2 separate regions of the Homo sapiens genome follow, and region 1 is linked to region 2. A link is an interaction called in ENCODE POLR2A ChIA-PET data of the cell type or tissue named here. Cell type or tissue: GM12878. All regions are shown on one strand. Links, peaks and the distances in the headings refer to the core of each region. The heading gives the core; the rest is flanking DNA.

Evidence for each region. ChIA-PET counts read pairs that join two places held together with the same protein. Peaks named below come from ENCODE experiments on the same cell type or tissue, not always from the same donor. Only the 100,000 strongest peaks of a DNase experiment are listed, where the experiment ranks them.
Region 1: POLR2A ChIA-PET joins it to region 2 with 5 read pairs; 2 of 35 experiments call an interaction of 5 or more read pairs at or near these places.

The regions. Positions count from the first base shown.
Region 1 is chrX:154,498,302-154,503,675 of GRCh38, reverse strand. No RefSeq gene overlaps it. Among named protein-coding and RNA genes, the nearest start is that of SLC10A3, 10 kb to the right of the region's middle. In GM12878, for the core only: no CTCF peak of the experiment used is centred there; no DNase peak of the experiment used is centred there.
Region 2 is chrX:154,001,702-154,007,075 of GRCh38, reverse strand. No RefSeq gene overlaps it. Among named protein-coding and RNA genes, the nearest start is that of IRAK1, 16 kb to the left of the region's middle. RefSeq lists enhancers at 4,659-4,708, 4,661-4,805 and a cis regulatory region at 4,728-4,738. In GM12878, for the core only: no CTCF peak of the experiment used is centred there; DNase peaks (open chromatin) are centred at 2,550 and 4,534; H3K27ac peaks cover 2,521 bases.

The DNA of each region.
Region 1 (5,374 bases), core at 140-5,139, 500 kb before region 2:
ACCGTCTCAAAAAAAAAGAAAAAAGGGCTGGGCGCACAGTGGCTCACGCCTGTAATCCCAGCACTTTGAGAGGCCGAGGTGGGCGGATCACAAGGTCAGGAGATCAAGAGGTCAGGAGATCAAGACCATCCTGGCTAACACGGTGAAACCCCGTCTCTACTAAAAATACGAAAAATTAGCTGAGCATGGTGGCGGGCGCCTGTAGTCCCAGTTACTCGGGAGGCTGAAGCAGGAGAATCGCTTGAACCCGGGAGGCGGAGCTTACAGTGAGCTGAGATTGCACCACTGCCCTCCAGCCTGGGTGACAGAGCGAGACTCCATCTCAAAAGAAAAAAAAATCTATGGGAATAAATATGTATAACTATAATGTATCCATTTTATATCAGGGACTTGAGCATCCCTGGACTTTGGCAGCTATAGGGTGCCCTGGAACAAATACCTATCGGATACCAACAGATGACTGTCATCAACTCTGATGTGCTCATCCCTCTAGTGATCGACATGTGACCAGTGCTGTCTCATCTGTACCCACATGGTCCCATATGTTGATACAAATCTCAACTTCCTTCTTGCATCAATACCTCAGTTATACCATAGGTAACACCTCACCACAACCCTAGCCAGTAAGTGTGGCCATTGTCCCCACTGTACAAAAAAGTAAAGGTCCCTAGTGGGGATAGGAGAGTTCCCGGTGTAGCAAGACTACAAGCCAGATAAGTACAATTCCACGAGGTTACTAGCTTGCCCCTAAATGAAACGGAAACTCACGGAGTGTCTATACTGCCAGGCTGGGAGGGGCTTGGGCTCCCCGACACTTCTCCAGCAACTGCTGTGATTGCCCAGCCTTCCTCCATTTGTTCCTTCAGCTCATTTGTTCACTAAACATTCACCAAGTGCCTGAACTGGTCCAGGAACACCGTAGTGAGCCACAGTGACAGCCTCTACCTCTTCATGGGGCTGCACCCTCACTGGGGTCACCAGTGTCACAGCCCAACACAGGCTAGGAAGCTGATGGCATGGAGCACAGCCTGCCTGACTTCCCAAAGAGGAGGTAAGCTTGACATATCCCACGGTCCTGTTTTGCCAGGGGTATCGCCCCCTGGGCCTGCCCTTTAGGAGTTAGGATGTCCTCACTTACAATGCCAGAATTCAAACTCAAACTGGCATAAGCAAAAAAAAAAAAAAAAAAAAAGGGAGGATGGCAGAATGCATTGTTCCTGTAATGGACCCCGAAGCCCAAGGGACTTGGGCTCTCTCCACCTCTTGGCTTTGTTTTTCTCTCTGTATTGGCTTCATTTTCCAACATGGCAGCCTTCCTTGCCATGACAGTTGTCAGAATCAAAATGGAGTCACTTGTGTTAAAAAACAAAAAACAGAGCTGGGGAAGGCTGCAAATGCAGAAACCACAGCTTTCCACAGAAAAAAAATACTGCAAGGACATCTGCCCAGCAACTTTTTGAGACGGAGTTTCGCTCTTGTTACCCAGGCTGAAGCGCAGTGGCGCAATCTCGGCTCACTGCAACCTCCGCCTCCTGGGTTCAAGCGATTCTGCCTCAGCCTCCCAAGTAGCTGGGATTGCAGGTGTGCACCACCACACCCAGCTAATTTTTGTATTTTTAGTAGAGACACGGTTTCACCATGTTGGCCAGGCTGGTCTTGAACTCCTGACTTCAAGTGATCCACCTGCCTCAGCCTCCCAAAGTGCTGGGATTAAAGGCGTGAGCTACCGTGCCCGGCTGACTTTTTTTTTTTTTTTTTTCTGAAACGGAGTCTGGATCAGTCACCCAGGCTGGAGTATAGTGGCACAATCTTGGCTCACCACAACCTCCGCCTCCTAGGTTCAAGCGATTCTCCTGCCTCAGCCTCCTGAGTAGCTGGGATCACAGGCATGCGCTACCACGCCTGGCTCATTTTTGTGTTTTTAGTAGAGACAGGGTTTTACCTTGTTGGCCAGGCTGCTCTTGAACTCCTGACCTCAGGTGATCCACCCGCCTCAGCCTCCCAAAGTGCTAGGATTATAGGCGTGAGTCACCGCACCCAGCTGAGCAACTTAACCCTAACCCTGTCCAACCTCATACTGAGGTCACCCTTGTTATCGATCCTTGTAGCCAAGGAGAATTCTCTCAAAACAATTAGGTGATCCTCTTCACTTTTCCTTGAAAAACCTTTGCCTTCTTTTGCCTCCCTGTATATGCACACAGTTTACCATACAGTTTACCATGGCACATGCATTCCCACTGCAACGCATTCCAGAATAAATATCATTTTCTCTCAGAGAGCCTGTTATTTAGGATGACATAACTAGAGTCAGAAGTGGGACCTACAGCTGGGCGTGGTGGCTCACACCTGTCATCCCAGCACTTGAGAGTCCAAGGCAGGAGGATCACTTGAGCCCAGGAATTTGACACCATCCTGGGCAACACAGCAAGACCCTGTCTCTAAAAAAAAAAAAAAAAATTAATTAGCCAGGTGTGGTGGTGCACACCTGTAGTCCCAGCTACTAGGGAGGCTGAGGTGGGAGGATGGCTTGAGCCCAGGGGTCAAGGCTGTCTCAGAAAAAAAAAAAAGAAAGAAAGAAAGAAAAAAGAAAAGAAAAGAAAAAAAAAATAAGTGAGACCCGAAACAAAATCACCTTTAAAAGGAATTGGGGCTGGGCACGGTGGCTCATGCCTGTTATCCCAGCACTTTTGGAGGCCAAGACAGGAGGATTATTTGAGCCCAGGAATTCAAGGCCAGCCTGGGAAACAGAGTGAGACCCTGTTTCAAAAAAATAAAATTAAAATAAAAAATAAAATTAAATAAATAAAACTAAAACACTGGTATGTAGAGGCGCCTAACTTCTCTATCTGCTTTTCTTTTCTTCCTCCTCTCTGCTGACTCTGTTGGCTTTTTCTTCTTCTTCTTCTTTTTTTTTTTTTTGAGGCGGAGTCTTGCTCTGTCACCAGGCTGGCACGATCTCGGCAACCTCTGCCTCCCGGGTTCAAGGAATTCCACTGCCTTAGCGTCCCGAGTAGCTGGGACTACAGGCATGCGCCACCATGCCTGGCTAATTTTTTGTATTTTATCATGTTGGCCAGGATGGTCTCGATCTCCTGACCTCATGATCTGCCTGCCTCGGCCTCCCAAAGTGCTGGGATTACAGGTGTGAACCACCGCACCTGGCCTTTTTCTTCTTTTTTTTTTTTTTTTTTTTTGAGACAGGGTCTCACTCTGCCACCCAGGCTGGAGTGCAGTGGTGCAGTCTCAGCTCACTGCAGCCTCAACCTCCTGGGCTCAAGCGATCCTCCCACCTCAGCCTCCCAAGGAGTTGGGAACACAGGCACCTGCCACCACGCCTGGCTAATTTTTGTAGAGATGGGGTTTCATCATGTTGTTCAGGCTGGTCTCTATCTCCTGAGCTCACATGATCCACTCATCTTGGCCTCTCAAAGTGCTAGAATTACAGGCGTGGCCACCGTGCCCAGCCAGCTTCTTCACTTGTATTAAGATAATTGTATTAAGATAATTTCACCCTGGGCAACCTGATCAGACCCCAACCCTACATTAAAAATACAAAAAGGTAGCTAGCGTGGAGGCACACACCTGTGGTCCCAGCTATTCAGGAGGCTGAGGTGGGAGGATCACTTGAGCCTGGAAGTTCAAGGCTGCGTTGAGCCGTGACACACTACTGCACTCTAGCCTGGGCGATGGAGTGAGATCTTGTCTCAAAAAAATAAGAATAAAAAAAGATAATCTAACATTGGTGATTTCAAAAGCTGTTTATAACTTTTCCTTAGGGCATTTCAGCCAAGAAAAAGAAAAGAAAAAAGGGTGCTTTCAAATTACAACAGCTCCATGGCAACCAAAAACCTAGCCTTGTACACTTAGGAGTCATTCCTTTCAGAAACATGTATGGAGGTTTGCCTAGCTGACAATTGCTTAGGGTGACGGAACAGTTAATTAAAAGATTGATAGTCTAAAAAGGAAAGAACTAGATCAATGTTTGTGAAAGTTAGGTTCTCAGATCAAACAGGTCAAACTCTTGAGCACACAGCAATCACATAAGGTATCTCTGTCCAGCATAAAAATTTGGCTTTGTCTGTCATGTACAATCCAGAAAAAGCTGAGGAAAAAAAACAACTGTAAATATCTTTTTGAAAAGTGCCTCTCCACCTGTGCTGACTAATCAAGCAAACCAGATTGGCCACTGGAAATTCTGTTTTTCTCATACAATTCAGCTAGTCCTAACTGAAATGTGAACATTTGAATATTTAACCTCTAAACTCATTTGATATGGAATAAAAGGATTTTAAAAAGATATTTTAAATCAAACTGCTGTAGACGCTGCTTTACCCAAAATTTTGATCTTCAGCCTTCATAAGATTACCTATGGGGTCAAATAATGCTCAGCCACACGAACGGGTCTCATTTTGTCAGAAATTGGATCCAACTGTCCTTTTATAAACTGGCAAGCGTATATTACTATATTGTACTGTCTCATGACAAAAATTTCAAAATGAAAGCTAGGGAATCTGTTTCTATGTAATCATGTGTCCGTACGTTTTCACATTCTGTGTAATATTTTCTACCAAAATATATGAAAAATATCTAATTAATTAAAGGGAAAAATTAAAAGCATTAATTATTTTATCAAAAATATAGTAATTAGGTGGGCATAGTGAGTCACGCCTGTAATCTCAGCACTTTAGAAGGCTGAGACAGGTGATGACTTAAGCCCAGGAGTTCTAAAACTAGCCTGGGCAGGCGGGGCGCGGTGCTTCACGCCTGTAATCCCAGCACTTTGGGAGGCCAAGGCGGGCGGATCACGAGGTCAGGAGTTTGAGACCAGCCTGCCCAACATGGTGAAACCCCATCTCTACTAAAAATACAAAAATTAGTCTCTACTAAAAATACAAAAGGTACAAAAGTTAAAAAAAAAAAAAAAACTAGCCTGGGCAACATAAGGAGACCCCCATCTCTACAAAAAAAAAAAAAAAAAAAAAAAAATAGCCAGTGTGGTAGTGCGCACCTGTATGCCCAGCTACTCAGGGAGCTCAGGTAGGAGGAGAGGATTGCTTGAGCCCAGGAGGTTGAGACTGTAGTGAGCCATGATGGCACCACTGCACTCCAGCCTGGGCAACAGAGTGAGACCCTGTCTCAAAAACAGTGGCTCATGCTTGTAATCCCAGCTACTTGGGAGGTGGAAGCATGAGAATTGCTTCAACCTGGGAGGTGGGGGTTGCAGTGAGCTGAGATTGCACCACTGCACTCCAGCCTGGGCAACAGAGCGAGACTCTGTCTCAAAAAAAATCTGTAGCTGGGACTACAGGTGCGCGCCACCACGCCTGGCTATTTTTTTTTTTTTTTTTTTTGTATTTTTAGTAGAGACGGGGTT
Region 2 (5,374 bases), core at 97-5,096:
GGATCAGGTGCTGCCACTTCCCCGGCAGCCTGCTCACTAGACGCAAGCCTCTGAGGCCAGTGTATGCAAGGGGAGAGGCGCTGTGGGCCGCCTTTTTTGATGAGAGTAGCACCAGAGAACATCCAAACCTGGCTTTAAACACATAGATAGTTTTGCATGTTCTGGAATTTCATGTCAATGAGATTGTGTCGTGATTTAGTTTGGATGTGTGTCCCTGCCCCAATCTCCAGTGCTGGAGGCGGGGCCTGGTGGGAAGTGACTGGGTCATGGGGGCAGATTTCTCATGAATGCTTCCGCGCCATCCCTGGGTGCTGTTCTCATGATAGTTGTTTAACAGTGTGTGCTACCTCCACTGTCCGGCTCTTGCTCCCGCTGTGGCCATCTGATGTGCCTGCTCCCCCTTTGCCTCCCGCCATGATTGGAAGCTTCCTGAGGCTTCCCCAAAAGCAGATGCAGCCATGCTTCCTGTACAGCCTGCAGAACCGTGAGCCCATTGAACCTCCTTTCTATATAAATTGCCCGGTCTTGGCTATTTCTGTACAGCAGTGTGAGAATGGATTAACACACGTGGTACGAACTCGCGTCTGCCTGCTATTGCTCTGCACTGTTGTTCTGTTGCAGCCGTGAGTAGCGCTAAGCGATTGCTTTGCCTTCCCAGGTAGCGTTCCATTGTAAGAATGGGCCGCATTTGACTCTTTCTACTCTTGGGCGTTTGGATTGAGTTTGGGGCTGGCATAAAGCTGTTATGAACATTTCCGAATCTGTCTTGCTGCACATACACACTCATTTCTCTTGGGTGTTGTACACATCTGTATACACATGTTGGAACATCTGATCAGGGAGACCTGATGGGAGCTGGCAGTGCTGCGATGGCCCCACACCAGGACTCACAGTGCACAAATGCCTACTGCGTCCCCTCCGCCTTCCAGATCCCAGTTCCGGCCAGTTTTTGTATTTTTTGTAGAGATGGGGTCTTGCCATGTTGCCCAGGCTGGTCTCGAATTCCTGGGCTCACACGATCCACCCACCTCAGCCTCCCAGGTAGCTGGGACTGCAGGCGTGAGCCCCCACGCCTGGCCTGGTGGGTTCATTCTCGATTGTGTTGATGGTTTGGCAGATATAACTTTCAAACTGTTCACTTTAAATGTGCAGTTTATTTTATGTCAATTATACCTCAATAAAGCTGTTTTTGGCCAGGCACAGTGGCTCACGCCTGTAATCTCAGCACTTTGGGAGGCCGAGGCAGGCAGATCATTAGGTCAGGAGATCGAGACCATCCTGGCTAACATGGTGAAACCCTGTCTCTACTAAAAATACAAAAAATTAGCCAGGCGTGGTGGCGGGCACCTGTAGTCCCAGCTACTTGGGAGGCTGAGGCAGGAGAATGGCGTGAACCCAGGAGATGGAGCTTGCAGTGAGTCAAGATGGCACCAGTGCACTCCAGCCTGGGCGACAGAGTGAGACTCTGTCAAAAAAAAAAAAAAAAAAAAAAAAGCTGTTTTTAAGAAATAAAATGGGCCAGGCGCAGTGGCTCACGCCTGTAATCCCAGCACTTCGGAAGGCCGAGGCGGGTGGATCACGAGGTCAGGAGATCAAGACCATCCTGGCTAACATGGTGAAACCCCATCTCTACTAAAAATACAAAAAGTTAGCCGGGCGTGGTGGCGGGCACCTGTAGTCCCAGCTACTCGGGAGGCTGAGGCAGGAGAATGGCGTGAACCCGGGAGGCGGAGCTTGCAGTGAGCGGCGATCACGCCACTGCACTCCAGCCTGGGCAACAGGGCAAGACTCCATCTCAAAAATAAAATAAAATAAAATAAAATGCAGCCGGGCACGGTGGCTCATTCCTGTAATCCCAGGACTTTGGGAGGCTGAGGTGAGAAGATCACTTGAGGTGAGGAGTTTGAGACCAGCCTGGCCAACATGGTAAAACCCTGTCTCTAGTGAAAATACAAAAATTAGTGGGGTATGATGGTGCACGCCTATAATCCCAGCTACTCAGGAGGCTGAGGCAGGGGAATCACTTGAATCCGGGAGATGGAGGTTGCAGTGAGCTGAGATCACGCCATTGCACTCCAGCCTGGGCAGCAGAGTGAGACTCTGTCAAAAAAGAAAGAAAGAGAGAAAGGAAGGAAGGAAGGAAAGAAAGGAAGAAAGAAAGAATGTCTCTTTGAGGCAGCATATTGATTGATTGGTTTTATTTTCCCTCTACGCCAGCCCGGCAATCTTTGTGTGTTTATCCATTTTCATTTTAATGGATTTGCCAATATGGCTGTATGTGAGATCTTTTATTGTGATAAAATATATACAACATAATATTCATCTGTTTAACTATTTATAAGTGTACAACTCGGGGGCATGGGCTTTGTTTCTTCACCCTCAACATCCTCCTCCTCCTCCTCCACACCATTAGACCCTGACCCCCGCCACCCTCCTGCTCTGGCTGTGTGTGAGGACCAGCTTACCATTTGTTCTCTGTTGTCCCATCTGTCGTTGGTTACTTTCTTTCTCTTTTTTTGCCTTTTCTCAGTGTCACTTTTCATTATTACTCCAGCAGTTACCCTAGGGATTGAGTCTGCGGTGCAGTGGCTCAAGCAACGCCAGAGCCTCCCAGCAGCGAGACTGTGTTTCCGCCGGGCCTCGGGTGCTCTTGTTTTCGTATATTTTAAATCCCAAAGGACACTATTAGTGTTGGTCTAAACAGCCCATTTTTTACCTTTCTAGTGCGTTCCATGCCTTCCTGCAGATCTGTTTTTCCACGTTAGATCTCGCTCTCTCTCTCTCTCTCAAATTACTTTATTTCTTGGCAGAAAATAGGGTCAAGAAAATAACAAGTGGATAACATCATCTCAATAGGAGACATTGAAGAATACGAGTGAACACCCATTCTCAGCTCCGTTCTGATCCGGACTTATTCCTACAAACATGCCACAAACCCTCTCTGGGTCCCAGCACATAGAAGGCAGTGTATTTTGAGTGAAGTTTGAAATAACAGTATGTGTCTCTTTCATGTGTTTATTGAGACAGGATCTCATTATGTTGCCCAGGCTGGAGTGCAATGGCGTGATCATAGCTCACTGCAGCCTTGTTCTCCTGCCCACAGCCCCCGCTTTAGCCTCTCGAGTACCTGGGACCTCAGGTGCATGTCACCATGCCCAGCTAATTATTTTTATTTTTAGTACAGACAGGGTCTCGCTAGGTTGCCAAGGCTGGTCTCAAGCCCCTGAGCTGAAGCGATCCTCCTTCCTCAGCCCCCCCAAAGTACTGGGATTACAGCTGAGCCGCTGTGCCCAGCTATCCTGGGCTTTTTAACAGCTGTGTTAAGACATCTACCTCACACGCCACAAGGTTCAGTTGTTTGAAGTGTGCAACTCCGTGTTTTTAATAGATTTACAGACTTGTGCAACCAGCACTCTATTTGAGCATATTTTCATCATTCCAAAAAGAAACACTGGCCAGGCGTGGTGGCTCACACCTGTCATCCCAGCACTTTGGGAGGCCGAGGTGGGTGGATCACCTGAGGTCAGGAGTTTGAGACCAACCTGGCCAACACGATGAAACCCCATCTCTACTAAAAATACAAAAATTGCCCAGTCATCGTGGTGGGCGCCTGTAGTCCCAGCTACTCAGGAGGCAGAGGCAGGAGAATTGCTGGAACCCAGGAGGCAGAGGTTGCAGTGAGCCGAGATCATGCCACTGCACTCCAGCCTGGGTGACAGAGCGAGACTCCATCTCAAAAAAACAAAATAAAACAAAACAAAACAAAACAAAAACAAAGAAAAAAAAACACCATACCTTTTAATAGTCACTACCCATTTCTTCCCCATTTTCCCTTCCAGCTGAGGCAGTCACTCATCTCCTTTCTGTCTCTATAGATTCACCTACTCTGAACACTCCATATAAATGGGATAATACTCATGGGATCTTTCGTGTCTGGCTTCTTTCACTTAGCATTATGATTTTGGGGTTCATCTGTGTTGTAGCATGTCTCAGCACGTGATTCTTTTTTTTTTTCTGAGACAGGGCCTCATTCTGTCACCCAGGCTGGAGTGCAGTGGTGTGATCTCAGCTCACGGCAACCTCCGCCTCCCCGGTTCAAGCAATTCTCCTGCCTCAGCCTCCCGAGTAGCTGGGATTACAGGTGTCCACCACCATGCCCGACCAATTTTTGTATTTTAGTAGAGATGGGGTTTCACCATGTTGGCCAGGCTGGTCTCGAACTCCTGACCTCAAGTGATCCACCCGCCTTGGCCTCCCAAAGTGATGGGATGACAGGCGAGAGCCCCCGCGCCCATGCTGGGTTTTCTGTGTATTTTGCCCACATGCGTCCCTTGGCTTTTCTCTCAGTTGAGTTTATGATCCACACTCGGTTCCACTCGTGATGTTTGGTTGGGTTTTTTACTAAAGATCTCCCCAAGAGCCATGCCTGTGGCAACCCCCAGCAAGTGCTTGTGAGCGGAAGCTGGTTTCACCCTGTCAGCGGGAGGGGAGAGACAGGGGACAGGCTGGCAGAGGGACCGGAACCTGTGGTTTCTGAGGGACAGGGCAGCACAGAGACGCCACTCACCTAGTGAGAGGCTGGAGGAGCGGGCAGACTTCTCGCTACCGCCTTCACGGCGGAGCAGCTGCCACCCGATCGCAAATGTAACAGAAATGGCCTCACCCATGCTTTTCTGGGAGAGAAGGAAAGTCAGTGAATGAACAACTCCCTCTTGGGTTGGGTTTTCTGCTGAGTCACTGCCTTAATGGCTACCAGAGACAACTGACACCCCCTCGCTAGGCCGGTTTCTAAGGCAACCATTGAGCAAGGTGGCCAGTGCCAACCAGCCTGGAATCAGAAGAGACGCCCATACCCGGCCACCATGTTGCCTTTTTTATTTCTCTCCAGAATTTTTAGAGCCTATTTTTTAAAAAGAAAAACAAAACAAGCTTTTCCTTTTAAAAAATACCCTCTCAAAAAAAAAAAAAAAAAAAAAATCCAAACAGTACAGACACGTACGAAGTAAGAAAATCTCCTTCTCAGTCTCCCAGCCTCCAGTCCCCTGGCTAACACTAGCTGTGGCCACCAGTCCCTGGTTTAAGTCCCCTCTACTCACGCTTCTCTCATGATTCCACGCCTCGCCAGTTTCACTTAACAAGACAAATCGAGAGTGTTCCCTGGACACAGATGTCCCTGACTTTTGTCCTTTTTTAGAGCTGTATGAATGTACTCCATGTCATTTATTTCGCCAGCCTCCCCAAAGGGTCAGTTCGGTTGTTCCAGTTTCTGTGTGTGTGTGTTTTTGCACTTAGGCAAGATCTTTAGGCGAGATCTCTATGAGCAGCAGTCAGGATCTGGCTCTGTCACTCAGGCTGGAGTGCAGTGGTGCGATCA